Regions from separate parts of the Homo sapiens genome. Here regions 1 and 2 are each linked to region 3. Evidence: read pairs that join two places in POLR2A ChIA-PET (ENCODE). Cell type or tissue: GM12878. All regions are shown on one strand. Each heading gives the region's core, and the rest is flanking DNA. Links, peaks and the distances in the headings are about the cores only. Region 1 has its middle 98 kb from the start of SPRY2. Region 2 has its middle 120 kb from the start of SPRY2. Region 3 has its middle 45 kb from the start of SPRY2.

Region 1 (10,288 bases), core at 1,325-9,324, 53 kb after region 3:
TTGAAAACATTCCTATGGAGGAAAAAAAGCACTAGTTATCTCTATTTACAAACAGAAAAACTGAGCGTAGAAAAATTAATATCTGATCTATGTTGTCAGTAGAAGGGTAACTTATTTCCCAATTACATAGTGATTATTAGGTGCCAGGTATAATTCAACCCTGTCAGGTTAGCATTATTTTTATTCCCATTTTAAGATAAGGAAGCTGAGGCTCAGAGAAGTTAAGTAACTATCTCAAGTCACAGGAGTCTGGCTCCATAGACTGTCCTGTTCACCATTCAGTAAGGCTAGGACACGAAAGAAAATCCTGACTTGTGGGGTTAATCCTCTTTCCATTAAAGGTAAGTGCACATTCAGTTATCTCATGAATAATCAAAGCCATATTTACATTTCTGTCCAATGTATTCTTGAAAAAAAAAAAACAATCTCTTCCTTCTCTTCCAGGTTCATTAGCTTGTCTGTAAATTAAATTGACATAAGGCAGATTAACAAGAGAAAAACAATTTTAATTACGTACATATGCATGAGAGTATGCATATGAGACTCAAGCTAGATGATTGAGGCTTATATATCAATCTGAGCTACAGAGAGGAATAGAGGTTTGGGGTATCCTGGGAAATAATGGAGACACATTATGGAAGGGTGAAGAAAAAAGCCCAATTCAGATGAGATGGCCAAGAAAAGCACCTTAAACAAATGTAAGGTTTCTCTATTTGATTAAGAGTCTGTAGGGATTTAGTCATCCTTTTCTTTCTGGTGCAGAGGAGACACACTTACAAATGAAGATTTCCCTTATAGATACAGATTTCTCTTACAAAAGGGTAACTTTCCTGAGCTTCTGTATCTGCAGTTTGTGAGAATAACCAGCTTAAAGTAATCAATATGCCAAAGAGGCATATATTTTTTATTTTTATATACTTTAAGTTATGAGATACATGTGCAGAACATGCAGGTTTGTTACATAGGTATACACATGCCATGGTGGTTTGCTGCACCCATCAACCTGTCATCTACATTAGGTATTTCTCCTAATGCTATCCCTCCCCTTACCCCCTACCCCCACCCCGACAGGCCCCAGTGTGTGATGTTCTCCTCCCTGTGTCTATGCATTCTCATCGTTCAGCTCCCACTTATGAGTGAGAACACGTGGTGTTTGGTTTTCTGTTCCTGTGTTAGTTTGCTGAGAATGATTTCCAGCTTCATCCTTGTCCCTGCAAAGGACAAGAACTCATCCAAATAGGCGTATTTTAGGGGTGTATACTCTGGCCTCCTACCATCATATTTGGGATGGCATGTTCTGAACCCCATCAGTACCTACTCTATCAACTATTTCATCACGTGCTCCTACCAGTCATACACTTGATCTAATGCTTGTTTTATGTGACCCCACCATAAAAGGAAAAAATCAATTCTATTCTGTAATGAGATGAACTACTGGTACATAAGGTTACAAAGTACTTGCAAATGAAAAATAAAATTCTAAGGCCTCCCAACCATGTGAATGGACTCCATTGTCTTGGCCAGGGCACTCCAAAGTTAACCTGAAAGACTAGTTCAGGCCATGACAGAAAGTAGGGGTTAGACATGCCTCATTATGCTCTCCTCTCCTTTGGAATTTAAGGAAAGCTGACCATCATTTAATATCAAGACAGACCTTAAGTCTGAAAAGAAACATGTATAATCTATTCTCTCTGAAGCCTGCTACCTGGAGGCTTCATTTGCCTGATAAAACTTTGGTCTCCACAACCTCTTGTCATATCCCAGACATTTCTTTATATTGATGGCAACTCTTTCAACCAAATTGCCAATCAGAAAATTTTTAAATCTACCTATAACCTGGAAGCACCTGCTTTGAATTGTTCTGACTTTCTGGACCGAACCAATGTACATCTTAAATGTATTTGACTGATGTCTCATGTCTCCCTAAAATGTATAAAACCAAGTTGTGACCCATCCACCTTGGGCACATGTCATCAGGATCTCCTGAGATTGTGTCATGGTTGTCACCTTAACCTTGGCAAAATAAACTTTCTAAATTGATTGAGACCTGTCTTAGATACTTTTGGTTTCACATACTGAAACTTTGAGCTGGAAGCCATATTCTTTAAAGGATACATGTATTAAAGCAGGCTTTATTTGTTTGGCTGCTTCAAAGACATAGAAAGGAAATCAAACACAAATGTGGTCAGGTTAAAAAGAATGGGAAGATCTTCTTGCATTCTCTCCTATAGGAAGTTGGAAGAGGACCACACTAATCTTGTTCTCATCACTAGGCTTATTCACAAGTAATACGAAGGCAAGGATAACCCTTTGTCAACCAAAAGAGATAAGGAGACTATCTTAACATTACGTTATTGAATTGACTATGAAATAGGATGCAGATAATTATTAGTGATTTTCCCCACTTCTATTATAACCTGCATTCAATTGCTGCAACTATAAAATATCAGCTAACTTTGCTGTGACTCATAGAAGAGAAGGAATCATAAGCTTATAAAAATTATCTTCTATCTTTATTCTGTTGGATCTCTTCTTTCCTTCTTAAGTTACATTTTGAAGAATTATGCTAAAATGTTTGGTCATTTTGTGTTTCTTTGAAATATCTAATTCTTAGGTTTTCCTGATTTAAAAAATTAGAGAAAACAGAATACAACTTAAAATGTCAATGTTTGTAACAGAGGTATCAATATTATTAGTATACCCTGTTCTCATGATAAAATATTTACTTTTCTGTAAAATGAACTCAAGCATTTCTTTAACCAGAACTTTGAGCTGCCTGCTTATGAGAACTGCAACATATGGTTTTCCTCTTCCACTTTTTAATATTTTGGTCTCCAGTGAATCCACATACAAAAGCTTCCTTCCTCTAGCTGGAGTCCACAAATGAAAGGCTTTTCTTCTTCTGATTGTAGATTAGCCTGCCAAGAAACAAACATGAGCTGGAGAACATCACTTTAATTTATTGATGGGATACAGATGACACGGAAGTCTGTCCTCTTCTAGGCTTTTGGGAACACTTTAGGCTGACCCAGCACAGCTGAGTTCATACGGCAAAGACAGCTTTTGCCAAAAACCAAAGCCAATAGTCATTGCAAACCTCTGAACCAAAACATTCCTTAAGTGCTTGAATTTCCCTATAATTTGTGTAGGTTCCCTTTTTGTCAATGAAGCTAGCAGTGGATAACTAGCTCAGCGCAATCAGACAAAACAACTGTACCATTCATTCAGTAATTAGATGATAGCTGTACTGCATACTTTATGGTTTCCGTTCTTCATTCTTTCTTTTCAAGACCTTGGAGACAAACTGGGATGTTTGGCAAAGCAGAAGTTCTTGTTGAAAAATATCCTGTCTTTACTTCAGGGTTGCTAGTAAGTCCTATTCTCAGAGGCAAAACATTAGCTGCACACAGCAGGAGAGGATCAGCCAAGTTTAAAAAAGTTTGGTTCTTATTTATATTACCTTTTGCCTCACTTTACAGTTCTGCCTTACTCAACACTGAAGAAGGTTTCTAGTCTTATATCTAACAGGATGTAATGAATTTGATACATGAGCTAAATGCTTACAGTCGATCTTACATAAATTTTAAAATTTTCAGATATAAAAGTTTTATGAGAAGTGAAGTACAAACAGAAAGATAGAATAATTAAATGGAGAGGAAGTCTGTGTGATTAGAGTTAATCTGCTTTGAAGAGCACATGGCAGATTAAATTACTGCTTGGGCTAAGAATGGTGAGCTAATGCTTTTTCTTTTTTGCAAACTGTTTTTGTTTCTGAAACCACTAGAAGTAAAAGGGAGGGAAACTTTCTACAAGAAAACTGTAATACACTCTTAGATTTTGTTGCCATTACTGCCTTTAAGAAGTAAAGGTATCACATTCATGAAGTTGATGCTGCCTGCTGCCTGCACTGAAGATTATCTGGTCCTATTAGTCAGGGGGCTTGGTTGCAAGTGACATAGCTTAAGCTAGTTGAAGGAAAAGAACAATGGTTTTGGCTTTTCTATCTAAACCAGGAAGGGCAGGAGTAGAGCTGTCTTTAGGAATATCTCAAATCAGCGATCTAGGTCCTCATCAGAACTTTTTCCTTCCCTTCTCATCACTGCTGCTGCTTTGGCTCGACCTCCTGGGGCCATCTGGAACCATAGCTAGAAATGTGGCTAATGAAATATTTAGCCTCAATTACAGCTCTGAGATCAAAGATTTGAAAATTTGAAACTCTTCTCAAATTCCAGATGACCCAGGACAGTACTATGATTTGCCTGGCTTGAAGATATGTCCCTTCTCTTGAATCTGCCACTTTGGACACTGAGATGAGACATAACTGGCCCAGCCTAGGTTGCAAACCCATCCCTGACTTTGATGCCAAGGGCTCGGGACATGTATCCAGAACAAGGAAAGGAGGACAGAGCAAACAAAAATAAGAATCATTAGAAATTTCTCACTGTTCCTTAGGTTATCCCCTCAAAAATAGTATTTGATATTTAGAAATGTGTTGGGATTCTTCTCTGAAAATATGGTATGACTGAATATACCAAGTAGATTTTACTTGTAATATTGGAAGGCAGGAGGTAGTCAGCTGAAAAGGAAATGGTGTTTGTAGTCCTTGATTTGATATATGAGCACAAGAAAAATTGTATAATTCGACTGAGGTTATGCTTCCCTTGTACTCTAAAGAAACATTTAAAACTTTTTTTTCTAAGTTTACTCGATGGGAAAGTAGTACCTGCAGTACTATTAAATACAATCTAATTTTTCTCATTATTGAAGTGTAAAACAAATTGGCTTGAAGGCCAGGTTAGCCATAGTGTTCAGCAGAGAAAGGGGTGCATAAAACTGTCACCTTGCTCCAGAGCAGGGGTTGTCAATTTTTTTCTATAAATGGTCGGGTAATATTTTTGGTTTTGCCAGGCATATAGTCTCTACTGCACCTATTCAAGTCTGGTCTTGAAATAGAAAAGCAGCCATATGTAAATGAATGTGTGTGGTTGTATTCCAATAAAACTTTATTTACAAATACAGAATGTGGGCATTGTCAACCCTGATATTTATAATATATGTCAAGGAGGTGTACAAAAATAAATACTAAATAAATTCTATGTATTAGCATTTAGAGGTATGCTTGAGTGACCTAAGAGTATAGTTTTAGAAATCGCTTGATCTGGCTGGGTGCAGTGGCTCACGCCTGTAATCCCAGTACTTTGGGAGGCTGAGGTAGGTGGATCACAAGATGGGGAGATTGAGACCATCCTGGCTAACACGGTGAAACCCCGTCTCTACTAAGAATACAAAAAAATTAGCCGGGCATGGTAGCGGGTGTCTGTGGTCCCAGCTACTTGGGACACTGAGACAGGAGAATGGCCTGAACCCGGGAGGCGGAGCTTGCAGTGAGCCGAGATCACGCCACTGCACTCCAGCCTGGGCGGCCAAGTGAGACTTCGTCTCAAAAAAAAAAAAAAAAAAAAAAAATAGCTTGATCAGAAGATTGTCTATTAAATGTAGTAAATAGAAGTTTAAAAATGCTAATTCTTGGGTAAAAACGTAATCACAATTAAACTATTTCCATTATTGGGAAGTGCTTGTAGATGTGCTGCTTATTTTGTGTTAAAATATTTTTCAAGAATGAACATAACATTGATTGAAATTAAAATCCAATATAAACATTTGGAAATAAATGTGCTTTTTACAGTATGTGGGCATACCTAACTTTTTACTTCTGGGACAAATAGTTACTGGCAACATATATGGTGAGCAAATTTGTTCTTTTATTTGTAATGCTTGCAGTCATGTGGGTGTACCATTATTATTTGACATTTGAAATATGTCTCAATTGAAACATGAAACTTTTTCATGAACTGAAAAACTTGGAACTCCTTCAAGCAGAGGATTATTTTTACAAAATAACATTCAATATTTCCATTATATCTGTTTATTTTTAGGCATTAGGTAGCTATAAAAAATCACTTTGGGGCCAATTTTGATGTACTTCTTAAATATAATTGTACCAAATAAGAAAATATATTTTTCATATTTCATGCACTCTCAGATGCACTTTTTTTTTTTTTTTTTTTTTTACATTTTAAGCTCTTTGAAGTCAGGATTCTTCTAATGATGGAAAACAACTTACAAATTGCTGTCTGCTAGGTTGCAGTAATGAAACAGTTGTAATTACCTGCATGAAATTAGTCTGAAAACTCTCCTTTGGAACTTTAGTGTGAGATTCAGAAAGTCAACACGAATATTTATGGTATGAGGAACCGGGTCATGGAAGAAAATTCTCCAGACCGTGGGGGAGTATTCTTTTAAGGAAAGTGCATGACACCGACATTGATTTTGCAAAGGAGAGTTGTGTGTGGAAAGTCATAGACACTGGTGATGCTCAATCAAACTTTGATTTAGAAGAGCAGGCTTTAAATGCAAAGAACTTTGGAAATGCCTTTACTCATTTATTTTGCTACTATATTCATTTTACGTATACACAAAAGTAATATACAATAAAAATCTATCTAAAGAAGTCTAAAATAACTCTTCTAACAAGTATAATCACTGTAAGTGATAAAGCATTCTGTCATAGTTTAATTGGAAGCATTTTTCTTAGTGGTATATAGGAAAATGGGGCTTCCTACAATCAATTATGTATTTGATGCAATGACATAAAGCAATATATACATATATTTAAATATTAATAAATGCCAACTTTACTTCCTATACTTGCAGTGACAACAACAATAATAATCACATAACTGCTCTTATTAAATAAAATCCAACTTGTTAACTAAAAAAGCATAACCACTGCAGCATCCATTTATTCATACATATCTCACTGACTCTTCCAAAACACAGCTTGAAAAGATCCAGCATGAATGCTTAATTTCAGTACACTGAATTTAAGACCAAATACACACTGTATAAGTACCAAGGCTAAATTGTGATCATCATTACATTAGATTCTATATCTTTGCTATTATGAATAGTGCTGCAACAAATGTGGGGGTACAGGTATCTTTTTGATATATTGACTTTTTTCCCTTTGGATAAATACCCACTAGTGGGATTGCTGGATCATGTGGTAGTTCTATTTTTAGTTTTTTGAGAAATCTCCACACCATTTTCCATAATGATAGTAATTTACATTCCCACCAAAGTGTTTAAGAGTTCCCCGCTTTTTTTCACATCCTCACCAGCATCTGTTATTTTTTGTTTTTTTGATAATAGCCATCCTAGCTGGGCTGAGATGATGTCACATTGTGGTTTTGATTTTAAGTTCTCTGATCATTAGTTTAAGCATTTTTTCATATACTTGTTGGCTGTTTGTATGTCATCTTTTGAGAATTGTCTACTGGGATTATTTGTTGGTTTTCCTGTTGAGTTGAGTTCCTTGTATATTCTAGACACTAGTGGCTTCTCAGATAAATAGTTTACAAATATTTGTCTCTATTCAACAGGTTGTCTCTTCACTGTGTTCATTGTTTTCTTTGCTGTGCAGGAAGGTTTTAGTTTAATTTAGTATCATTTGTCTATTTTTTTATTGTTGCCTGTTCTTTTGAAGTCATATACATGAAACCTTTGCCTAGACTAATTCTTAAAGTGTTTTCCCTAAGCTTCCTTCTGGTAGTTATATAGTTTCAGGTCTTACATTTAAGTCTTTAACCTATTTTGGGCTGATTTTTGTATGTGGAAAGAGATAGGGGTCCAGTTTCTTTCCTCTGCCTACAAATATCCAATTTTCGCAGCATCATTTCTGGACAAGAATATCCTTTCTCCAATGTATGTTCTTGAGACCTTTGTCAAAATCAATTGTCTGTAAATATGTGGATTTATTTCTGGATTCTCTATTCTGTTGCATTGGTCCATGTGTCTGTTTTTGTGCTGGTACCCTGGTGTTTTGATTACTATAGCTTTCTAATATATTTTGAAGTAAGGCAGTATGATGCCTCCAGTTTTGTTCTTTTTGCTTAGGATTGCTTTGGGTATTTGGGGTCTTTGTTGGTTCCATATGAATTTTAGGATAGTTTTTTCTATTTCTGTGAAAAATGACATTAATATTTTGATAACGATTAAATTGAATCTGTAGATTGCTTTGAGCAATATGATAATTGTAACAGTATTCTGATCCATAAGCATAGAATATCTTTCCATTTGTTTGTGTCCTCTTCAATTTCTTTCATCAGTGTTTTGTAGTTTTCTTTTTAGTGGTCTTTCACTTTAGTGAAATTTATTCCTAGTATTTTACTTTATTTGTAGCTACTGTAAATGAGATTGCCTTCTTGGTTTCTTTCTTAGTTCATTATTGGTGTATAGAAAATGCTACTGCATTTTGTATGTTGATTTTGTATCCTACAACTTTACTGAATTTAGCTTTCAGATCTTAGAGTCTTTAGGTGGAGTCTCTAGGTTTCTCTAGATAGAAGATTACATCATCTGCAAAGGGGGACAATTTTACTTCCTCTTTTCCAATTTGTATGCTTTTTATGTATTTGTCTTGCCTATTGTTCTGGCTAGGACTTTCAGTACTATGTTGAACAGATCTGGTAAAATTGGGCAGCTTTGTTGTGTTCCAGCTCTTAGAAGAAAGGCTTTCAACATTTCCCTGTTCAGTATTATGATAACATTACATTAGTCATATATAGCCTTTATTATGTGGACATGTTTTCCTTCTATGCCTAGCCTGTTGAGAATTTTTATGAAGGGTGGTTGAATTTTATCAAATGTTTCTTCTGTGTGTATTGAGATGATCATATGATTTTTGTTCTTCATTCTGTTGATATGATGTATCACATTTATTGATTTGTGTATACTGAACCATCTCTACATCCCTGAGATAAATCCCACTTGACCATGGTGTGTTATCTTTTTGATGCACCATTGGATTGGATTTGCTAGTATTGTAAGGATTTTTGGATCTATGTTCCTCAGTGACATTGACCTGTAACTTTCTTCTTTTGCATCCTTGTCAAGTTTTGGTTTTGAAGTAATGCTGTCATCATAGAATGAGTTAGAAAGAATTCCTTCTGCTTCAATCTTTTGAAATAGTTTGAAGATAATTGGTGTTAGTTCTTCTTTGTAAGTTTAGTAGAATTTGGCAGTGTGTAAACTGGACTGGGCTATTCTTTGTTAGGAAATTTCTATTGCTGATTCAATCTCATTGCTCATTATTGGTCTGTTCATGCTTTCTATTTCTTTCTGAATCAATCTTGGTAGGTTGTATGTGTCCAAAAATTTACACATTTCCTTTGGATTTTCCAGTTTTTCAAGTATATAGTTGTTTTTGTCTCTGATCTTTTGTATTTTTGTGGTATCAGTTATAACATTTTCTTTTTCTTTCCCAATTTTGTTTATTTGGGTCTTCTTTTCTCTCTCATCCCTTTTTTATTAGTCTAGCTAGTGGTTTATCAATTTTATTTCTTTTCAAAAAACTTTTCATTTTATCAATCTTTTATATTGCCTTTGCATCTCTATTTCATCTATTTCTGCTCTGATCTTTACTACTTCCTTCCATCTACTAATTTTAGTTGGCTTATGCTTGCTTTTGTCTTATTTTTTTAAATGAAGTTACTTAACCAAAAAATGTGTGATCAAGTCTGCTGTAGGTGAGAGCCAATGTGCTTATTTATGTAAAATCATTATCCATTAATTCTTTCATGTTACCCAGATTAACTTTTTATATGGAATACAGCCCAGTTTCATGTTCTTATTTCGTAATACTTTTGAAAATATTTAAAATACAGTCCAGGTTTCTCTTGTCACTAAGTTAAAAAAAAAATTCTACCTTGGAGTGATAACTTCTTCCTCCCCCTTCTCTTCCTCTTTTCTTCCTCCTCCTCCTTTCTTCTTTTTCTCCTCCTTCTCTCTTTTCATACACACACACATACAAACACCAATACACACACGTACATATTTATCAATAATTGGGTAGATAACATATAAATATTGGGAGCTTTTCAAATAATTTCAGTGGGAAAAATCTCTCATTTCAGTTGATATTACTGATATTTTAATATTATCAGTGATATCCTGAATAATCATGTGAATCTTTGAGGTGGATTTGCCTTTCTTATGAGCCTCTTAACATTTCTCTGTGCTTGTTTTTTCTAGGATCTTAGAAGCAGTGAGGAATTCTTATTCATCTTCACCCTAGTTGTAACTGATATTGTAGGTCGACTCTCAATTTCCATTCCAAACTCCTTCTCCCTTGACTTCTTTACAAATTTTAATGAGGGGGAAAAACACTAGAGATTACACCTCTTGTAAGTCAGACTGACCATCTGACAAATTTCTGAGCTGAGATTTT
Region 2 (10,288 bases), core at 1,366-9,365, 71 kb after region 3:
AACTCGAAGGCAATTTTTAATGTCAACACTGTCCATCCATGTTTAACCAGCAATATTTCATTGATACAAGGCAATGAAGATAAAAAATATCAAAAGACCAGGGAGTAACTAGGTTATAGATCAAGTTGGGTGACTAGAGACACTCAGCAGTTTACTCCTCCACAAAGAAATACCAAAATAACAGATAACCACATGTCAAATAGTGTCTAGAGGAACACACTGGAATTAAGCAAAGTAGTGACAAAGACACCCAGAGGCACAGAGACTTGAGATAGCAGCATAGAAAAAAAAGCGAAGTACCCAGCCAAGATCAACTTGGAGCTAAGATGGACCTCCCCACTACAGGGGAAAGGTAAGCAAAGAACATTCCACATTCCCACCACAGATGCCTTCTGCCCTAGCAATAGGAGAGCCCCACGGACCTTGCAGGCCATGAGCCAAGTATAGGAGTTGTCTGGAGTCCACATGACTGCCTTAGTCAAGAGAGGGAATTTACAGTGTTACCCTCCACCCTCTGGGACCCAGGCCACCAGAGCATTTTGTCTTTTTGAGAGTTGGGTGATCAACAGAGTGCATCCTGCTCTGGGACCCAATAGCTCCTAATTGCCACATCCCTGGGGCCCTACCAACATCCTGTCACATTCATCTAGAGGCTGCAACATTGCAACACCAGCTGGACCCAACTGTGCAGCCATCATCCTGGTACCTGAACCCGTGTGGTATCCTGTACCCTGGGGAACAGGTGGTCCAATAATGTAGGGAGGCTGCCCCCAGGACCAAGGGAACTGACATGCATTGCTGTCTAGAACCTGAGAGCAATTTGCCTGGGGCCCACCACCACCAAAAGTAACACTACCCATACCCACAGTGGAGCCGGCATCCTTCTGGGGCCTAAAAACCAGCTTGCTTGAGACTTGCTGCCTCCTTAGCAGCCCTGCCCTCTTCAGTGGCAGAGCACCTCTGTGCTCACATGCACCTCAGAGGCCTGAGGACCAGCTAGCCTGTGGCTTGCCACCACTATCACCACAGGTAACCCTACTCCCTCCAGTGGTAGAGCAGCTATATACCCACATGTGCCCCTCAGGGGTATGAGGAGCAACCTATTTGGGGATTGCTGCTGCCAGCAACCTCATCATTTTCAGAAGTGGAGCAGCCACACACCCACATGTGTTCCCCATGGGTCATGGAACTGGCCTGCCCAGGGCCTACCATTGTCACTGGTGGCCCCACCTTCTCTAGTGGCAGAGCAGCTGTGTACCTGTGCATGTTCCCCAGGGACTTGAGGACCAGCCTGCCCAGGATCCATTACTGCTACCAACAATCGTGCTTTCTCCAGCAGTGGAGTCACCTGGCACACAAATATACCACCGCAGTGGCCTGAGGATTGGTTTACCTGGGGCTTGCCTCTGTCACTGCCAGTGACTCTGCTCCTTCCAGAATACACATTCTTCTTATCACCATAAACATTCTCCAGGATAGACCACATGTTAGGCCACAAAACTAGTCTCAACAACTTTTAAAAAATCAAAACTATATCAAGTACCTATTCTATGTATTCAGACCACAGTGGAATAAAACTAGAAACCAATGACAAGAGGAACACTGAAAACTGTGTAAATCTATGGAAATTAAACAACATGCTTCTGAATGACAAGCCAATGAAAATAAGAAAATAAAAAGTCTTGAAACAAAGGAAAATAGCAACACAACATCCCCAAACCTAGGGAATATGGCAAAAGTGGTGTTAAGAGGGAAGTGTATAGCAATAAACACCTACATCATAAATGTAGAAAGATTTCAAATAGCCAACCTAATGATGTACCTCAAGAAGAAAAGAACAAACCAAACCCCAATTACTAGAAGGAAAGAAATAAAGATCAGAGCAGAACTAACCAAAACAAACTAAAAACATAAAAAGATGAGCAAAATGAAAAGAAAAAACAATATCCCAACAAACCATTAGCTAAACTAAGAATAAAAAAGAATACCCAAATAAAATCAGAAATAATAAAGGAGGTATTACAGCTGATACCACAGAAATAGAAAGGATCATGAGAATCTATTATGAACAACTATACACTGAAAAATTGGAAAACCTAGAGTAAATGAATAAATTTCGGGACACATACAACCTACCAAGATTGAGTCACAAAGAAATAGAAAACCTGAACAACCAATAACAAGTAATATGATTGAACCAGTAATAGAAGTTCTTTCAACAAAGAAAAGCTCAGCACTGGATAGCTTCCTTGATGAATACTACCAAACTCATTAAAAAGTATTAACAATAATTCTTAAACTATTCCAAAACATTGAAGAGGAAGAAATTCTTCCTAGCTCATTCTATCAGGCCAGCATTACTCTGATACCAAAAGCATAAAACAACAAAAACCAGCAACAACAAAAGAAACCGTAAAGCCAAGCCAGTATCACTGATAAACACGGATGCAAAAATCCTCAACAAAATACTCCCACACCAAATCCAATAGCACATCAAAAAGATTATATATCACAATCAAGTGGGAGTTTTACTAGGAATGCAAGGATGTTTTGACATGTGCAAATCAATAAATAAGATGCATCACATCAACAGAATAAAGGACAAAAACCATATGATCACCTCAATAGATGCAGAAAAACATTTCAGAAAAGCATTTCATAAAATTCAACATCCCTTCATGATGAAAACTCTTAAAAATTATACAGAAAGAACATACCTTAACACAAAAAGGCAAAATATAACAAGACCACACCATATTGAACAAAGAAAAGCTGAAAACTTGTCTTCCAAGAACTGGAATGAGACAAAGATGGCCACTTTCACCACTCTTATTTCACATAGTACTGGAAATCCTAGCCAGAGCAATTAGGCAACAGAAAGAAATAAAGGACATTCAAATTGAAAAAAGAGGAAGTCAAATTGTTCCTTTTTTCAGATGATGTAATGTTATATATAGAAAAGCCTAAAAACTTCATCAAAATACGGTTAGAGAAATGGAAATCCAAACCACAAACCACAATGACATACCATCTCACACTAGTCAGGATGGCTGTTTTTAAAAAGTCAAAAGATAACAGGTGCTGGCAAGGCTGTGGAGCAAAAGGAACACTTTTATACACTGTTGGTGGGAGTGTAAATTAGTTCACCCATTGTGGAAGACAGTGTGGCAATACTTCAAAGACCTAAAGACAGACCATTTGACCCAGCAATCCTATTAGTAGGTATGTAACTGAAGGAATGTAAATTGTTCTATTATGAAGACACATGAACACGTATGTTCACTGCAGCACTATTTACAATAGCAAAGACATGGAATCAACCTAAATACCCATCAATGATAGACTGGATAAAGAAAATGTGTACATATGCAACATGGATTACTATGCAGCCAGAAAAAGATTATGTCCTTTGCAGGGACATGAATGGAGCTGGAGGCCATTATCCTTAGAAAACTAATGTGGGAACAGAAAACCAAATACTGCATGTTCTCACTTATAAGTGGGAGCTAAATAATGAGAACACACCAATGCATAGAGGGGAACAACACACACTGGGGCCATTGAAGTGTGGAGGGTGGGAGGAGAGAGACGGTCAGGAAAAAGAACTAATGGATACTAGGTTTAATACCTGGGTTATGAAATTACAACAAACCTCCATGACACATGTTTACCTATGTAACAAAACTGCACATCCTGCACATGTACCCCTGAACTTAAAAAGAACAACACATTATAAAACTGGAAAAAAAAAAAAACAACCCTCTTAGAAATGGCAAACAAATTCAGCAAAGTTGCAGGTCACAAAATCAACATACAAAAATCAGTAGTGTTTTGGCTGGGCACGGTGGCTTACACTTGTAATCCCAGTACTTTGGGAGGCCGAGGCGGGTGGATCACCTGAGGTCAGGAGTTTGAGACCAGCCTGGCCAACATGGCGAAACCTCGTCTCTACTAAAAATACAAAAATTAGCCCAGCACAGCAGCAGGTGCCTGTAAATCCCAGCTACTTGGGAGGCGGAGGCAGGAGAATCGCTTGAACCCGGGAGGCAGAGACTGCAGTGAGCTGGGATGGTGCCAATGCACTCCAGCCTGGGTTACAGAGCCACATTCCATCTCAAAAAAAAAAAATCAGTATTTCTGTACAGTAACAATGAGCTAGATTTAAAAAATCCATCTCATTTACGATAGCTACCAGAAAAATAGATAACTTGGAATAAATTTCACCAAGGAAGTAGAAGACTTCTACAAAAAATACTACTAAATACTGATACAAGAAATCTAAGACAACACAAAAATTGGAAAGACATTTTATGTTTATGGATTATAAGAATTAATATTGTTAAAATAACCATTCTATTTAAAGGATCTACAGATTCAGTGCAATTTCTATCAATATATCAAAGACATTTTTCACGGAAATAGAAAAAGTCCTAAAATTCACATGAAACCAGAAAATACCCTGGATAGCTAAAGCAATCCCAAGCAGAAAGAGCAAAGCTAGAGGCATCACACTACCTGACTTCAAAATATACTTACAAAGCTATAGAAATCAAAATAGCATGGTAGTAGCATAAGAACAGACACATAGACCAATGAAACAGAATAGAGAGCTCAGAAACAAATCTGGTATTTACAGCCAACTGATCTTTGACAAAAGAACCAAGAACATTTATGGGGGAAAGCACAGCCTCTTCAATAAATGCTGCTAGGAAAACTGGATATTCATACACATAAGAATGAAACTTGACCTCTGTCTGTCACCACATACAAAAATGAACTCAATATGGATGAAAGACTTAAATGTAAGACCTGAAACTATAAAACTATTAGAAGAGCTGAGCACAGAGGCTCATGCTTGTCATCCCAGCACTTTGAAAGGCCAAGGTGGGAAGACTGTTTGAGGCCAAGAGATTGAGACCAACCTGGTCAACATAGCAAGACCCCATCTCTACAATTTTTTTTTTTTTAATTAGCTGGGTGTGGTGGTGCACATTTGTAGTCATAGCTATTCAGGAGGCTGAGGTGGGAGGATTGCTTGAGTCTAGGAATTCAAGACTACAGTGAGCTATGTTTACACCACTGTACTTCAGCCTGGGTGACAGAGTGAGATCCCATCTCAACCCCCTTCCCCACCCCCCGCAAAGAAAACTACTGGAAGAAAACATAGAAGAAATTCTTCACGACCTTATTCTGAGTAAAGATTTAGCTGGGCATGGTGACTCACACCTGTAATACCAGCACTTTGGGAGGCCGAGGTGGGCAGATCACCTGAGGTCAGGAGTTTGAGACCAGCCTGGCCAACATGGTGAAACCCCGTCTCTATTAAAAATACAAAAATTAGCCAGGCGTGGTGGCAGGCGCCTGTAATCCCAGCTACTCAGGAGGCTGAGGCAGGAGAATCACTTGAACCTGGGAGGTTTCAGTGAGTGGAGATCATGCCATTGCACTTCAGCCTGGGGGACAAGAGCGAGACTTTGTCGCAAAAAAAAAAAAAAAAAAAAATATGAGTAAGACCAAAAGCACAGGCAACAAAAACAAAAGTAGCCAAAGACAAATAAGACTGTTTTAAACTAAAAAGCTTCTTAACAAAGGAAAAAACAGTGAAGATACAATGCGTAAAATGGGAGGAAATATTTGCAATCTATATATCTGATAACATCCAGAATATACAAGGGGCTTAAACAGCTCTACAACAATAATAAGAATAATCCTATTTAAAAATGGGCAAAGGATCTGAATAGACATTTTTCAAAAGAAGAGATACAAATGGCCAGCAGGTATATGAAGAAATGCTCAACATTACTAATCACCAGAGAAATGAAAATCAAACCACAATGAGATATCATCTCACCCCAGTTAGAGTGGCTATTATCAAAAAGACAAAAACATGAAAAATGCTGTTGAAGATGTAGAAAAAAAGAGGACTCTCATACATTGTTGGTTGGAATGTAAATTAGTACAGCCATTATGGAAAACAGTATGTTGTTTCCTCAAAAAACTGAAAATAGAAGTACAATATGATCCAGCAACCCCACTACTGGGTATTTATCCAAAAGATAGAAAATCAGCTTATTGAAGAGCTATCTGCACCCCCATGTTATTGCTGCACTTTCATAGTAGCCAAGATATGGAGTCAACCTAAGTGCCTATCAACAGGTGAATAGATGGAAGAAAATGTGATATATATATATATATATATATATGCACACACACACACACAAAGACATTGGAATATTATTCAGCCATAAAAAAAGAAAGGAATTCTATCATTTGTGACAACATGGATGAGCCTGGAGGACATTATGTTAAGTCAGGCAAGAGAGAGAAATACTCTCAGGCATGTTCTCATTCATAGGTAGATGTTAACAAAGTTGAACTGATAGAAGTAGAGAGTGGAATTGTGGCTATTTGAGGCTGGGAAGGGAGGGAGAGAGGATACAGAGAGGTTGATTAGTGGATAGAAAATCACAATTGATAGGAGAAATAAGTTGTAGTGTTATATAGCACTGTCAGGTGAGTAAAGCTAGAATAATTTAGTGGGTAGTTTTAAATATCTGGAACAGAGGATTTTTAATTTTCCCAACATACACAAAGAAACAATTTGAAATGATATGCTAATTATGCTAAAATTGGATCATAACACATTGTATACTTTGTCAAAGGTTTACTTCATACCCCACAAATATGTACAATTATTACATGTCAATTACAAATAAAATTAAGAAAAAAAAAAAAACCTGAGGAGTAACTGGTAAATCTCTTGTGGGTCAAGCAGATCCTAACTGAATGGCTAAAGCAGGGCTCTGCTTCTTTGGAACCCATAAACTCAGGGTTGTCCCAGGGAGAAAGTAGAGAAACTCTGTACTTAGAGATCTATATGGAAGTATTAGTGATAGGCAAGTCTCTTCATATTTTAGATATTGCCTAAAATGCAGAGGGATTTGCTATTCTTCAAACCTGGAAGACAGAGGTCTCCCGAAAAGAATGTGGGACTTAGATCTTTGATTAGAAACATAAGCAGATAATAATTATTTGAAATTGTTGCTCACAAAAAAGCTTCCAAAGACAAGAAATGATTTTTAAGTAGCACTACATGTCCAAGGAAATTATGTGGAGCAATTGAATTCAAACCATCTCCTCAAGAAAAAACTGTGGTCCAGAATGATGTGATTTATTTTCTAGGCCTCTCTTCCTAAGCTCATCTCTTAAATTACGGTATTTTTCAGATGTGTATCCTCGACCCACTGTTCTCATGCTGTGAACCCTTCCAGAGTGATCTCATTTCCTTTCATGATTTCAGTTCCTGATGACTTAAATTCTCTATCTTTATCCTTGACATTTCCCACAGATTCATCCATCTGTCTCCCATAGCATTATCTTAAAATCTCAGACTCAGCTTTTATAAAATAGTAATTAGTCCCACCACCACATCTCCTTCACCCCTGCCATCTGCCCAACTTCTTCATTATTATTATTTTCCTATCTTTATTGTGTTTAGAACTACTGACAACCACTTTACCCAGGCAAAAACCATCAACTGAGACTTTCTTCTCTTTATCCCAATATCCAATACATTTTTGTGAATTTTAACTCCTGACTATTTTTCAATCCTGCTTTCCTTTTTCTATCATGCTGCCCTTGTTTTAATTCAGGTCACTATTCTCTTTATTCTAAATTACTATAACTTCTTAACTGGTCTATGTCAATCAGAATTTGCATTGTAAGCAATAGAACATGATTTTGGTTAGCTCAAGCAGAAGAGAATGTTTCACCAGGTTTGGGAATACTTATAGAATCAACAAGATAGTTGGACAGCGAGACTCATAAGCTGTGACAGAACCAATGAAGTCTGGTTAGCTGGGGCCACAGCCATTGTGATTCATCAGAACCATCTGCTTAGGACACCACCACTAGCACCGGCACTGCTGAAAAATATCCCATTCCCACCTGTGGCTCTGCTGACACTTCACCCTCTGGACGGTGTTATTGGTGAGTGAAACAGCTAAATGTTCTTTCACCTTATTTACTACTCCAGATTCAAAGTCCTGAGTACTTGTATCAAATTGTCTGAACCTAAATTGTATGCTCATGCCTTAGGTACTAGAGGATGGGGAAGGAAAAAAATCTGTTCTCTTTCAATTACTTTGATGGAAAGTACAGCCTGCCTTCTCCAAGCTCTGCACAACAGGCCATTTTCTTTTAAGTTGGAAATACTGAAAAATTGGGCAATTAAAACAATAATAATAAAATGAAATGTCCAATAGGTGGTCTTTTCTTTCAGTCATTTTCCCTCTAATCATTTTTCTGCATAGAAACCAAGAAGAAATAAGGCAGAAGTAATTATCAGGAAGCTGCTGCAGAGACCCAGGCAAGAAATGATGTTCTCCTAAAGTAGAGTTGTGACAGAAGAGTCTGGAGAAATGGGCAGATCTGAGAGGGATCTAGGAACTAGAATTAATAGTGATTCAATCTATAGACGTGTGACCTGACAGGTACAGGGATATGAAGATTGGGGTTGACTTTTCTTCCTCAAGCAATTAAGAAATGAGAGACTCTTAGTTTTATATGTATGTAATTTCTGGGCTTGTGAAGGTGTTAGGTAAGTAGGTGGCTATATGATTTGGTGCTCAGAGGACAGAGCATTACTGGAGATGTGTCTATGTGAGACACTAACATACAGTTGATCATTAAAGTGGTAGGAGATGTTGAGATCACCCAGGGAAGGTACACAAAGTAATAATACCCAACTCCAATGAAGCTCAAACATAAAGGTTCAGTCCCCTCTCATGCCTCCTTGTGGCAGACATTCAGAGACATTTGGACCATGTCAGACGTCAATTCTTAAAGGATTAGCACTTGGTTTATTGCTCCTCTCGTGAACGTGAATCTTACCAAATTCTTGGTATCTTCAGTATGCTTCTGTTGAGTGTATTTCCATTACTCTGGTCACTCAAATTCTGAACCTCCTCATTTCCAAAGATCTTATTCTTCACTCCAGCTCAGCCACCCACTTTCCATGGCCAGATCCGAGACTACTGTTTTTTAATCACATTTTAGCAGATCATGAATCAATGAAGTTGTCACAAACAGCATTTCTTCTCAATGAAATGTAATAGAAAATATCGTCATGCTTAACATATGCTTAGATATAAGCTGGGTTATGTATTGATCGTATCTGATTGTACACAAGATTTATAACTGTTCACATTTGGAAAAGGCCAACTGAAAGCAAGATGGCAAGTTTGGATGGTATTATTTTGAATTTCTTAGTGAATTAAAAAAACACAATCTTCAGAAATGAGACAAGGACAAAAATGATGTCTTTGGGCAAAGGGGAATGAAGTTCAGTTCTCAGATATTATTTCTACTGCTCTCTCTTCTTCCTGCATGATTAGTTTTTCTTTTCTTTTCTTTTCTTTTCTTTTTTTTTTTTTTTCGAGTTTCACTCTTGTTGCCCAGGCTGGAGTGCAATGGCGTGATCTTGACTCATCACAATCTCCACCTCCTGGGTTCAAGCGATTCTCCTGCCTCAGCCTCCTGAGTAGCTGGGATTACAGGCATGTGCCACCATGCCTGGCTAATTTTGTATTTTTAGCAGAGATGGAGTTTCTTCGTGTTGGTCAGGCTGGTCTTGAACTCCTGACATCAGGCGATCTGCCTCAGCCTCCCAAAGTGTTGGGATTACAGGCGTGAGCCACTGCACCTGGCCTAGTTTTTCTTATCTACAAGATTATTCTCATCTACATACAAGATAGTATAATATCATCTGTCTGAAAAAGGAAATGCCCAAGTTACTCCACATCCTATTTCAATTTGCTTCATTTCTTTCTTTCTTTTTTTTTTTTTTTTTTTTCCTTCTGGGGCTCAGAAAACAGTATTTCAAAAGGAAGACCTCAGCAGCAGCCTCAGAGGCAAGTTTTTCTCGGACCTCCTTCTGCCTTCCTGTCTCTCAGTCCCATTCTCCCTGGAGGCTAGCTATAGAAACTAGAATCCCTCTTCCCCAAAGCAGGGCATAGAAATCAAAACTCTTTCTCCCCGAAGTTAGTTATAAAACATAAAAATATTTCTCTAATTTTCCCTCTGCCTTTCTGTGTAAAAACTTACCATAAATAATTGTCTGACCTACCTTGTTTGGAGTGTACATCATAAGACCCCCATTCCAGAGATAATCCTGCCCCATACTCTGAAGGAGGGAATACATGCTCAGAGAGGCCAAGAAGGATCTAGACACACAGGCCTTGCTGAATTTCCCCACTTGGTCTATTAGCATTAGGTCATACCCTCTCTG
Region 3 (10,288 bases), core at 1,321-9,320:
CTGCAACCTCAAACACCTGAGCTCAAGCAATCCTCCGACCTCAGCCTCTAGAGTTTCTGGGACTGCAGATGTGCACCACCATGCCTGGCTAATTTAAAAAAATTTTTTTGTAGAGACAGGGTCTCACTATGTTGCCCAGGCTGGGGTCTGAAATTCCTGGCCTCAAGTGATCCTCCTGCCTCAGCCTCTCAAAGTGCATTTGGATATTCTTATACTAATATGATTATTCTTACCCCCTCCTTCATCTACACCTATTTTTGCCTTATAATAAGGTTTTATAGATTTATTTAGCACAAGAATGAGCTGATGGTTAACTAGATAAAGTTATTCAACAAACCATTTTCCCTAGGTATTTCATCCTGAGGAGGCTTTAACTCCATCTTCCAGTACGCTTTAACTCCATCTTCCAATATGCTTTAACTCCATCTTCCAATACACTTGATCGTCAATATCAGATCATGAAACTTATTTACATGAGGTAGTTTAGTCTTACCAACAATGCCAGTATTACATCTTTTTGTGTTGTGACCATGGTATAATTCAATTTCATAAAAAAGCAAGAATTTCAAAGGTATTTGCTCTTCCTTTCCCACAGAATCTACTCTTGCTCACACAAGGGCAAATGTCAGTACAATTAGACAGGACAGTTATTTCTGTAAATTAATTGGGAACAAAGCCAGTCAGCCCATCTTATCTCTCAGGTTTGTACTGAGGCTGAGTTCCATTGTGTGTTATTACACAGCAGGGCCCACCTCACACCTATGGGGAGGACACAGTAATATTTACAAGACCTCCTATCCTTATTAACTGTCTCGTGGGATATATTTTAATATCAACCAGTTACAGATGTGAGAACAGTCCTATTTGTGTAAATTACAAGTGTCCCCAGAGAACTTCCACATGTTTGGGGAGCCATAGGACTCACACAGGTGTGCCCCTGGAACCTCAGCAGCTAGAATAGAAGGCCATCGCCTCATGCCCACTTCAGTTTTCATTTGAATTAGTCATGAGGCTACGTTGGGTTCCAGCACAGACCCATTTCCAACATTGGATTTTAGCAGTGTCCAGTGTTATTTATTGAGTCTGCCTAACCCACTTTGCTAATGCCTCATTATCTTCCCAGGCTGATCCCCTTTGCCTTCTTCCCAAAAGAGCATTCCTTCTCTTCTAGTTAATACATCTTTTTCCTTTGAATGCTACTCCTCATTAAAGAGCAAACACAACTCATCTTAGTATACCTAGCTTGGCATCTATCTACCCTGTAGCCCGTTTCTGTCTTGTGGGCCAGTGTTGTTTAAGCCACCATTAAACTATTAGTTACTATCGTGCACTAATAACACCAGTGCACTTAGAATACGTTTTGCATCCAGAAATGTTGGATCCCTCATACTAGGCTTAGATGAGCAATCACACGCAGATGTAATTTAGTTTGAGTGTACTATGAGGCCTCCCAGGATTTCCTTGTCTCAGTTTGGGGCCATTCTTTAGGGGTAATTTGGATCTACCAAGTGATGCCCCCTACTTTAATTCCATCAGAAAAACACATTGTTTTTTCCCTTCTTTTCTTTTCTTTCTTTTCTTTTTTTTTTTTTTTTGAGACAGAGTCTAGCTCTGTCACCCGGGCTGGAGTACAGTGGCACCATCTCAGCTCACTGCAACCTCCGCCTCCTGGGTTCAAGCAATTCTCCTGCCTCAGCCTCCTGAGTAGCTGGGATTACAGGCGCCCACCACCATGCCTAGCTAATTTTTGTATTTTTAGTAGAGTGGAGAAAAAAAAGAATATGAAATAGCCTTATGGGACAATTTAATTGTGTATTTAGTTTCACCATGTTGGCCAGGCTGGTCTCAAACTCCCGACCTCAGATGATCTGCCCACCTCAGCCTCCCAAAGTGCTGGGATTACAGGCGTGAGCCACCATACCCGGCCCCCCCTTATTTTCTCTAATAGGTTTCCATCCATAAAAACAAGGTTGATACATAATTGTGCATGGAACATTGTGGGATATTGGCCATGCTGCATTATATTTCAAAGCCCATTATAATAACCAGGGCATTTCTAAGCATTGGATCATCAAGGTTTATAGTTACACAGTGATTACTGTGTTTGGAGCTGCATATTACATGGTTTGAAGTCCTAGCAGAAAGCAGTTCTCAGAAATTTCTTCCCAAATGATATCTTTTGTAGTAGATGTCATATTTTCTTTCATCCACAGGCCTTAATGCAGCAGCTGTCCAAACAGGATGCCATCCATTCATCTTGGATCTGCCATACTTAAACTAAGTGGCTCTTTGTTGAATTGACAGCTGTGCATAGGGCACTGTCTATGTGGCAATAGATTCTGGCCGCTTCTCAGGTGGTTCCAAAGTCAGTCCTGAGCTGAATCCAGCAGCACACCAGCCACCATAGGACACTGTGGGTAAAGGGGAGACCTGGGCATGGTGGTTCCTATCCTGGTTGTGGTGTTGGTCACGTTGTGCATCGCTGAGCCTCAGACCCACCTCATTCTGACAAAGGGCAGCAAGTCTGGTGATAAAGATGATGCAGAGCTAAAACAAAGAGTTTTTCTAAAATGTTGACATATCCATCAAATATATGCTGAGGGCAGAGACAAGCAGATTCTACTACATCACTGATTTTAAATATATATATATATATAAAAGAATTGAAATTTTTTCATTTGTTCAGAGGGTTTCCAATGAGGAATTAATGCTTTTGTAAAGATTTCCTCTTTCTGCATGTTGAAATTGCTAATTTAGGCTGGGTACAGTGGCTCATGCCTGTAATCCCAGTACTCTGGGAGGACTAGGTGGGAGGATCACTTGAGCTCAGGAGTTGGAAACCAACCTGAGCAACGTAGTGAGACTCCATCTCCACAAAAACTAAAAATAAAAAATTAGCCAGGAATGTTGGTACAATGCCTGCAGTTCCAGCTACCTGATAGGCTGAGGTGGGAGGATCACTTGAGCCCAGGAAGTCAAGGATGGAGTGATCTGTGATCATGCCACTGAACTCTAGCCTAGGTGACAGAGCAAGACCTTGTCTCAAAAAAGGAAAAAGAAATTTCTTATTTAATAATACTTTTTAATGGATACACTTTAAGATTAATTCAAGGCTGGGCGCGGTGGCTCACACCTGTAATCCCAGCACTTTGGGAGGCTGAGGTGGGTGGATCACAAGGTCAGGAGATCAAGACCATCCTGGCTAACACGGTGAAACCCTGTCTCTACTAAAAAATAAAAATAAAAAAAAATTAGCCGGGCATGGTGGCGGGCGCCTGTAGTCCCAGCTGCTCGGGAGGTTGAGGCAGGAGAATGGCGTGAACCCAGGAGGCGGAGCTTGCAGTGAGCTGAGATCATGTCACTGCACTCCAGCCTGGGCAACAGAGCGAGACTCCGTCTCAAAAAAAAAAAAAATTAATTCAAATATTACATTCTCTGTGAAGTGTTGCTTAATTCTTTAGGCTGAGTTATTTGCTCCCTCTAAATGTTTCTTTTCTTCTGCTGATTTTTTTTTCTCCCATTATATGACTTTATTCAAGCACTCATTCATTCATTTAGTAAATACTGAAAATCTGCTAAGTGTTGGTTAAATGTATTAGATGCATATTTATAATTATTTGTTTTCATATCTATTTCTTCCATTAGACTACGCAATTCAAACTCCAAGAACAGGACTTGTGCTATCCTCTCTTGCGTTTACATTGCCTATAGCATTGCCTAGCATGTAGTAAATGCATAATGAATGACTGTTAAATGAATGACAGATTGACAATATATTGGAAAGCTAAACACCTAGTTTCTGAATAAAACAATCACCATTTATAGAAACTTTTTGAATACACCAAATCTTTTGATAGCAGAAATAGCTCTATATCTATATTCATTTAATGGAATCAGATGTCACAAAAATACGAATTCTGCTCTGTTCATATAGGTGGATACGTAATTAAAAAAAAGGAAACAAACCTGAAAATGTTGTGCCTCTGTACCAAAAGCAATAATATTAAAATATATTGAGCCTTTACTATGTGCTAGAGGTATTGGAACTCTTTAAATGCATTAACTGAGTTAATCCTCATAACAACCCTTCTATTTAAGACGTAAAAAATTGAGGTGCAGAAAGTTTAAATAACTTGCTGAATGTCCCACTTACTAAGTGAAGGATCCCAGATTTAAGGCCAGGCAGTGTATCTCCTGTTTGCATTCTTAACTACTATGCTGTACTATAAAGTATTAGACTAATAAAGTATGTTCAATTTTTTCACATGCTTAGGAACTCAGCTCCAATGCCTGTCCTTATTGTAGCACCCGAAGTCTTAGCTTAGCACTAAGCCTTGGGGTGTGCTAAGCTAAGCCCTGTGATGCTTGGCTCACAGACCAAGAGTGTGCCAAAGACATCAGGCATGCTGTAGACATCTCTCTCCTGTTTATTTTGTATCCCTATTTCTAGTCCTGCGCATTGATATGGTCTCCTGTGCCTAAAGAAAATACTTGAAGATTTAATATAAGTTATCCTGATTTGGTTAATATAAAAAGCTCTATAGAAATCATACCTCAAGCCTAGGGGAGAAAAGGAATTGCATTAATGAGCCTTGAGCCCAACAATGGCCTCAAGATAACTCATCCCACGTGAATGGGTAGGAGATCCAGTGGTGTTTACCATGAGAACTGTGGTTAGTTTGCTAGGGCTGTCATGGCAAAATACCACAGATTGGGTGACTTAAATAACAGAAATTTATTTCTTACAATTGTGGAGCCTGGAAGTCCAAGATCAAGGTGGTTTTTTTTCTAAGGTCCCTCTCCTGATGGCCTCATTTTAACTTAATTACCCCTTTGAAGACCATATCACCAAATGCAGTCATATTCTGAAGTCTTTTTTATGTAACATAAAGTATAAAACTCCAACATACTGTGTACTGACGTACAAGAGGTTAGGGCTTCAACATGTGGATTTTGGGGAATAGGATTCTTTCTCTAAGGGACTAATTTTTCTTTGTTCCTCACTTAGAACACCCAAGCAGTAATAGACTTGGACCGCGGGATTTTCTTTTGAAAGGCAGGATGGAGCACAAACTCTGAAGTTAGACTGCTACCGGTGTAAATCCCGACTTGATCACTTACTCCATTTTTTGCTTTGTGCTCTCTGGCACTCAGTTTCCCCATTTGTAAAATCTGTGTAATATCTTCGAGAAAATGAGATAATCTGTGTAAAATTTGGTGACATAATCTGTGTAAAATGACTGTGGCAACAATGAAGGCAGTAAGGTTAGTTCCATTTCTCTCTGTTCAAGGAGTAGGTAAAGGTTTCTGTTAGAATCTTGGGAAGACGTCCTTTGCTTGCTCCTCTAGTGAGAATTCAGTATTTTCCCAAGGGAAAGAAAACTCCGAGTATACTTGAGAGTAGTTGAAATACAACTTTTAGGTATACCATGGATTACTTAGGCTTTTGTGGGTTGGACTGGGGACTAATAATTACGTAGAGCCCTTTATATGGGGAAATGATACTCAGTTTGGGAATAAGAAATAAGGTGTCAGGAGCTAAAGAAGGGGACAAAAAGATGTGTTGGATGGGAAATCAAGGACCCAACTACATGGTTGCTGAATAAACTAATAAAGAAAAGCTATCACTAAGATGAAGCAAACATAGAGGTGTTTCAGGGGCAGCTATAGCTCAGTGGTTTTCAAAGGAAACCACATGTGGGGCCACAAGACATCTCTCAGCTTGAACCTATTGGTGGAGCTCAGGCTTATGATATATTGTTAAGATGAACTGAGCAATACTCACTTGCAATTAGAATCCTATACAATTTGTTAGAGTAAGACCAGGAAGAGTAAGACTGGATAGTGGTCTGCCATTTGAGGGCACCTAATAAGCATTTTCTGTGCATAATTACTGCTCACACACTTTGCCCTTTTATCTCATCATAGAAATAGACTGAATAAGGTATAATTTATAGTTTATCACCATATTTCTTTGGCTTTCAGATCACTTCTAGAAAACATTTCTGATTATATGTATTTGTATGTGTGCATATGTATTATGATAACTATCATAATGGTTTACAGTGGAGCTGCATGAAAAAAAAATAAAGGAATAAAGTTAAGTAGAAAATGCCAACATACTGCATACTGGTAATTTTCCACTACTTAAGAGAAAATGTCACTTTTCTCCCAAACAATCCAATTCTTACTCTTATCACCAATGTACATAACATGATTGCTATTGCATATCTGCTATGTAAACATTGCTTTAATATTTTTCATTACTTTTGTCCAAATGACCCTGAGTAAATGTAATATCTGGCACAAGGTGCTGGAGTTGTGGCACTGTTTGAAAGCCAGTGGCTTTGTTGTATAACTTGAAACCCTCAGAACTTTGGCACAGCTAGAGGTTTTTTTAATTTTTTATTGGAAATTTCATTTTTATTATCCATGAAGCTCTATTGTCTAGTAATCAAACACTAAAGGCTAAATGAAACCAAATAATTGATATAATTTTAACTCTCTAATGGGGTAATAATTTTAAAGATGCTATACACATGAATTGCACCCAGTAGTTGGCAAAGTGTTACCATTTACACACACACACACACACAACCCTTTTCAGTAGAAATAAAATTCATTTTTACAAGAAGCTTACTTTCTAAAAAAGAAGGAATGTAATCTCCTCATTATCTTTCTGTGAATGCCTTCATATTGACTAATGTTAACATTTGCAGAGAATTTTTTAAATCTCTAAATCACAGTTGTATTATTGTTCAATGCAGACAATCTATCTGCTCTCTTCCTACTGAATCAGGCATCTTTCAAGAATGTTTAGATTTCTATGTTATACTGCTTAGAACCAAAGTACACAATATTTTTTTCATTATAGTGAGAAATTAAGTAGCAACTGTTCTGACACAATATTTAACAATCCATTTAAAAATAACTTTTATTTACTCTCCATGTCAAAAATGAAATGAGTGTATACATGTTGAATGACCCTTTCTATGCTTACAAAGTATTTTATTATAATTTTTTTCTGAATAATTTTTAAAGTAAAAACTTAATAGATGGTTAAAAGAAACCTCTCAAATGTTAATCCATAATGCTCACAATAAAATCATTAATTCTCTTAAAAATAAAAAAAATACGCTAACATTATAAACAAGGTGGATATGAATTTTCGTCATTGAAAAGCTAAAGCTGAATTAACAACACATTGGAAATAATTGACATTTATTTTTTATCATCATCATTATCATCATCACCACAGCCACAATCACTGCAGAATTTATTATTCTGGATTTTGTCAAAAGCAGCTGTACAACAGAAGCTTTTTCCCTATAAAAGTATTCTGAAATCCTCATAAAATCCAAAGTAGTTCAGTTTTTTTCCTCATGGAGGAAAATCTGTTTATCAAAAATTTAATTAGATAAACTGAGGAAGAATTTGAATGAAAAACAATGAATAAGCTATTGTTGTAGAGCTAGACTATGATGTGAATGCAGAGTTCTAGTTCCTGGCTTCTAGATTTGACTTTGCCACTTGAAAGTTGTTTGATCTTAGGTAAATCATTTAACCCTCCCACTATCATTGCCTAGGGTCTTGGTTTCCACATCTGTAAAATGGAGCCTCAATACCTTATCCTGCTTACTGCACACTTACTACACTTTTAAGATCAAATGAGATCATGCAAGTGAAATGCTGTCGGTATTTCCAAGTGTTATGCAAATGTAGTGGTCGTTATTATTTTTTGAGTAAAGGAGGAAAGCTTGGTGGATGGACTTGCTCAGAATACCTGAGTCCAAGTTTCTGTTCTTTCACTTACTAGCTAGGTGGACTTGAGAATATTGGTGGAGCTTTTTCTAAACTGCTAAAAAGGACATAAAAATGCCAACTGCACATATAGAATATATAAAATCTTTATGAAATTCAAGGTAGTCCAGTTTTCTTCCTGGATAGAGGCAAAATTGTCTGTCATAATTTTATTGAAATGAGGTTTTTCTATAAAGCAAAAAAAGAATTCGAGTAAGAGGTAATAATGCACAAGCTAAAGAATGTGTTTTCAAACCTGTTAAACTCATTGCAATACTTAAATCCACCTGCTGACGGCCCCTGAATTTTTTTATAGGATGAACTAGTGGAACGATCAGGCTTAAAACAGCAGCTGGATAACCTGTTACCTGAGAGTCAGCAAATATCCATGGTCCTCATCAAGCAGTGCCACAGAGAGAGCCCAGTAGAGGTTAACTGGAAGGTCACCAACTAACTCCCGCGTGTTGCTACTTGAACCCTTTGTTGAAAGTCAGGCAGAGCGGTCTAGGATTTCTTTGAATGAAATAATCAAATCTAGCCCATTAAGAGATGACTTAGAAAACAATGAACATGTACGTGAAAATCTTGAACTTTTTTTTTACCTAAAGCAGACTTTAAGAAATCAAATAGAAATGACTTCTGTGAAATAGAATAGGCAGTTGTTAATATAACCATATAGCAGCCTCAACATAGCAGCTTCTAACTCTAATGATTAGTAAGTTCTTGCTAATATCTCTCATATAGATTTTTATATTAGTAAGTCATTGCTAATGCTGCTTTTTATATGGCACAATTCAAAAGGACTGTGTGCCAGAAATATTTAATAAGCCCCATTCATTTGCATGGCTTTAAGCAGAGTTATGAAACCTCCACTATTTTCCTGGTTGTTCAATTTTCCTCAGAAAGTGGCTCTCATTGCTCTCCAGTTCTGTAATCTTTCTACCTCAGCTCTTTAAATTAACTTTGTGCCAGCAACCAGTCTATTTGGCTTTTGGGATGTTTTAATAAATGTTGTGCAGTTTAGCAATAGAAAGCAGGCAAAGAGTCAGAAGACCTTCCACCAGATAGCCTTTTATGGTTATGAAAATACTACAGCTTTCCACACTCTTGCCTATTTTCTCTCTCTGTTCTATTTCTGATAAAAATTACTAAAGTGAGGGAAGAATTGCAAAGGACCCAAAAGATTCAAAAGAAGCCCTGTCCCTGAAGGTCAGTGCAACAGAGAAGGAGAGATGTCTGGGTTGGTAGTCATAGAAAACTTCTCTACTTGCTTTTCATAATTAAGTCAATGCAGTGTGCTTGGTACACTTGCAAGGTGTCCATGGAAGGAGCATCCATCGGAGGCTCTGAATAACTTGTTCTGACAGATTAAAAAAAAAAGGTAACATGATCACAGATCAACAGTTGTAGTGGCCAGAGAATAACAAATACTTTTCATTTTTGAGTGTATTGAGCCCTCCCAAGAAGAGAGGGTAGAACAAACAATCAATGCCAGTGCCACATAGCATTGATACTTCTGACCAGAAAAGATATTTCCCAATCAGTCACTGGTTGAGAAAATTTTGTTCAGTAATTAATGTTGCACAACAACCATTGCCCCATCTTATGATAATAGCACTTTAACTTTGAGGGAACTTTTTTCTATCACCTGAGTCAGTTCATATGGATTGAGTGGGTTGATGCTTCTTTGGAATGTGGGGGTATATTTAACTGAATCCTAGCAAACCAGGGCTTTTTATTCCCCTGGCTAAGGAATTTGTATTCCCTTGGCTAAGGAATTTGTATTCCCCTGGCTAAGAAATATGCATACAAAGTAAGCCAGACTAATGAGACCAATTCCAGGATATTCTCTAGAACCATTGGAAAAGAGAAGCTCTTTTTGCTGGAGTTGCTAAGCTGGTAGAATGTAAACCAAGCACTGCTGGAATTCATCATATAGAGAGAAACTGTATAAGACTGAAGTTATCTCAGAGGAAAACAAAGCAAGAGATAGAAACAGTAACTTGAATCCTGAGCACCTGGATTCAGAAGTGCCTGAAGTGTAATTGATCTAGATTTTGCAATTATGTGAGAGAATAAATTCTCTTCCATTTTTTGCTTGTCAGTTTTTCAGACAGCTTTAGTGTATGATTTACATTTAAGAAACAGTCCAACTGATTTTCAAAGTGATGTATAATTTTATATTCCCACTAGCCTTGTATGAGAGTTTCAATTGTTCCACATCCTTGTCAACACTTAGTATTGTCTGCCTACTTAATTTTAGTCAATTGAATAGGTGTATGGTGGTGTCTCTTTGTGGTTTGAATTTTCATTTCTCTAATGACTATTGGATGTCTTTTCATGTGCTTATTGGTCATGTGTATATCTTTGTGGGTGAGGAGTGTGTTCAAATCTTTTGTTCATTTCTTTATCGGATTGCTTTCTTATTATTGAGTTTTAAGAGTTTTTTTTTGTATTCTAGATACAAGTTCTTTAATAGAAATATACC

What was found. ChIA-PET counts read pairs that join two places held together with the same protein. Peaks named below come from ENCODE experiments on the same cell type or tissue, not always from the same donor. Only the 100,000 strongest peaks of a DNase experiment are listed, where the experiment ranks them.
Region 1: POLR2A ChIA-PET joins it to region 3 with 16 read pairs; 2 of 35 experiments call an interaction of 5 or more read pairs at or near these places.
Region 2: POLR2A ChIA-PET joins it to region 3 with 12 read pairs; 2 of 35 experiments call an interaction of 5 or more read pairs at or near these places.

Annotation. Positions count from the first base shown.
Region 1 is chr13:80,433,719-80,444,006 of GRCh38, forward strand. No RefSeq gene overlaps it. Among named protein-coding and RNA genes, the nearest start is that of SPRY2, 98 kb to the left of the region's middle. In GM12878, for the core only: no CTCF peak of the experiment used is centred there; no DNase peak of the experiment used is centred there.
Region 2 is chr13:80,451,467-80,461,754 of GRCh38, forward strand. No RefSeq gene overlaps it. Among named protein-coding and RNA genes, the nearest start is that of SPRY2, 120 kb to the left of the region's middle. RefSeq lists enhancers at 1-13, 5,019-5,188. In GM12878, for the core only: no CTCF peak of the experiment used is centred there; a DNase peak (open chromatin) is centred at 2,995.
Region 3 is chr13:80,380,504-80,390,791 of GRCh38, forward strand. No RefSeq gene overlaps it. Among named protein-coding and RNA genes, the nearest start is that of SPRY2, 45 kb to the left of the region's middle. In GM12878, for the core only: no CTCF peak of the experiment used is centred there; a DNase peak (open chromatin) is centred at 5,648.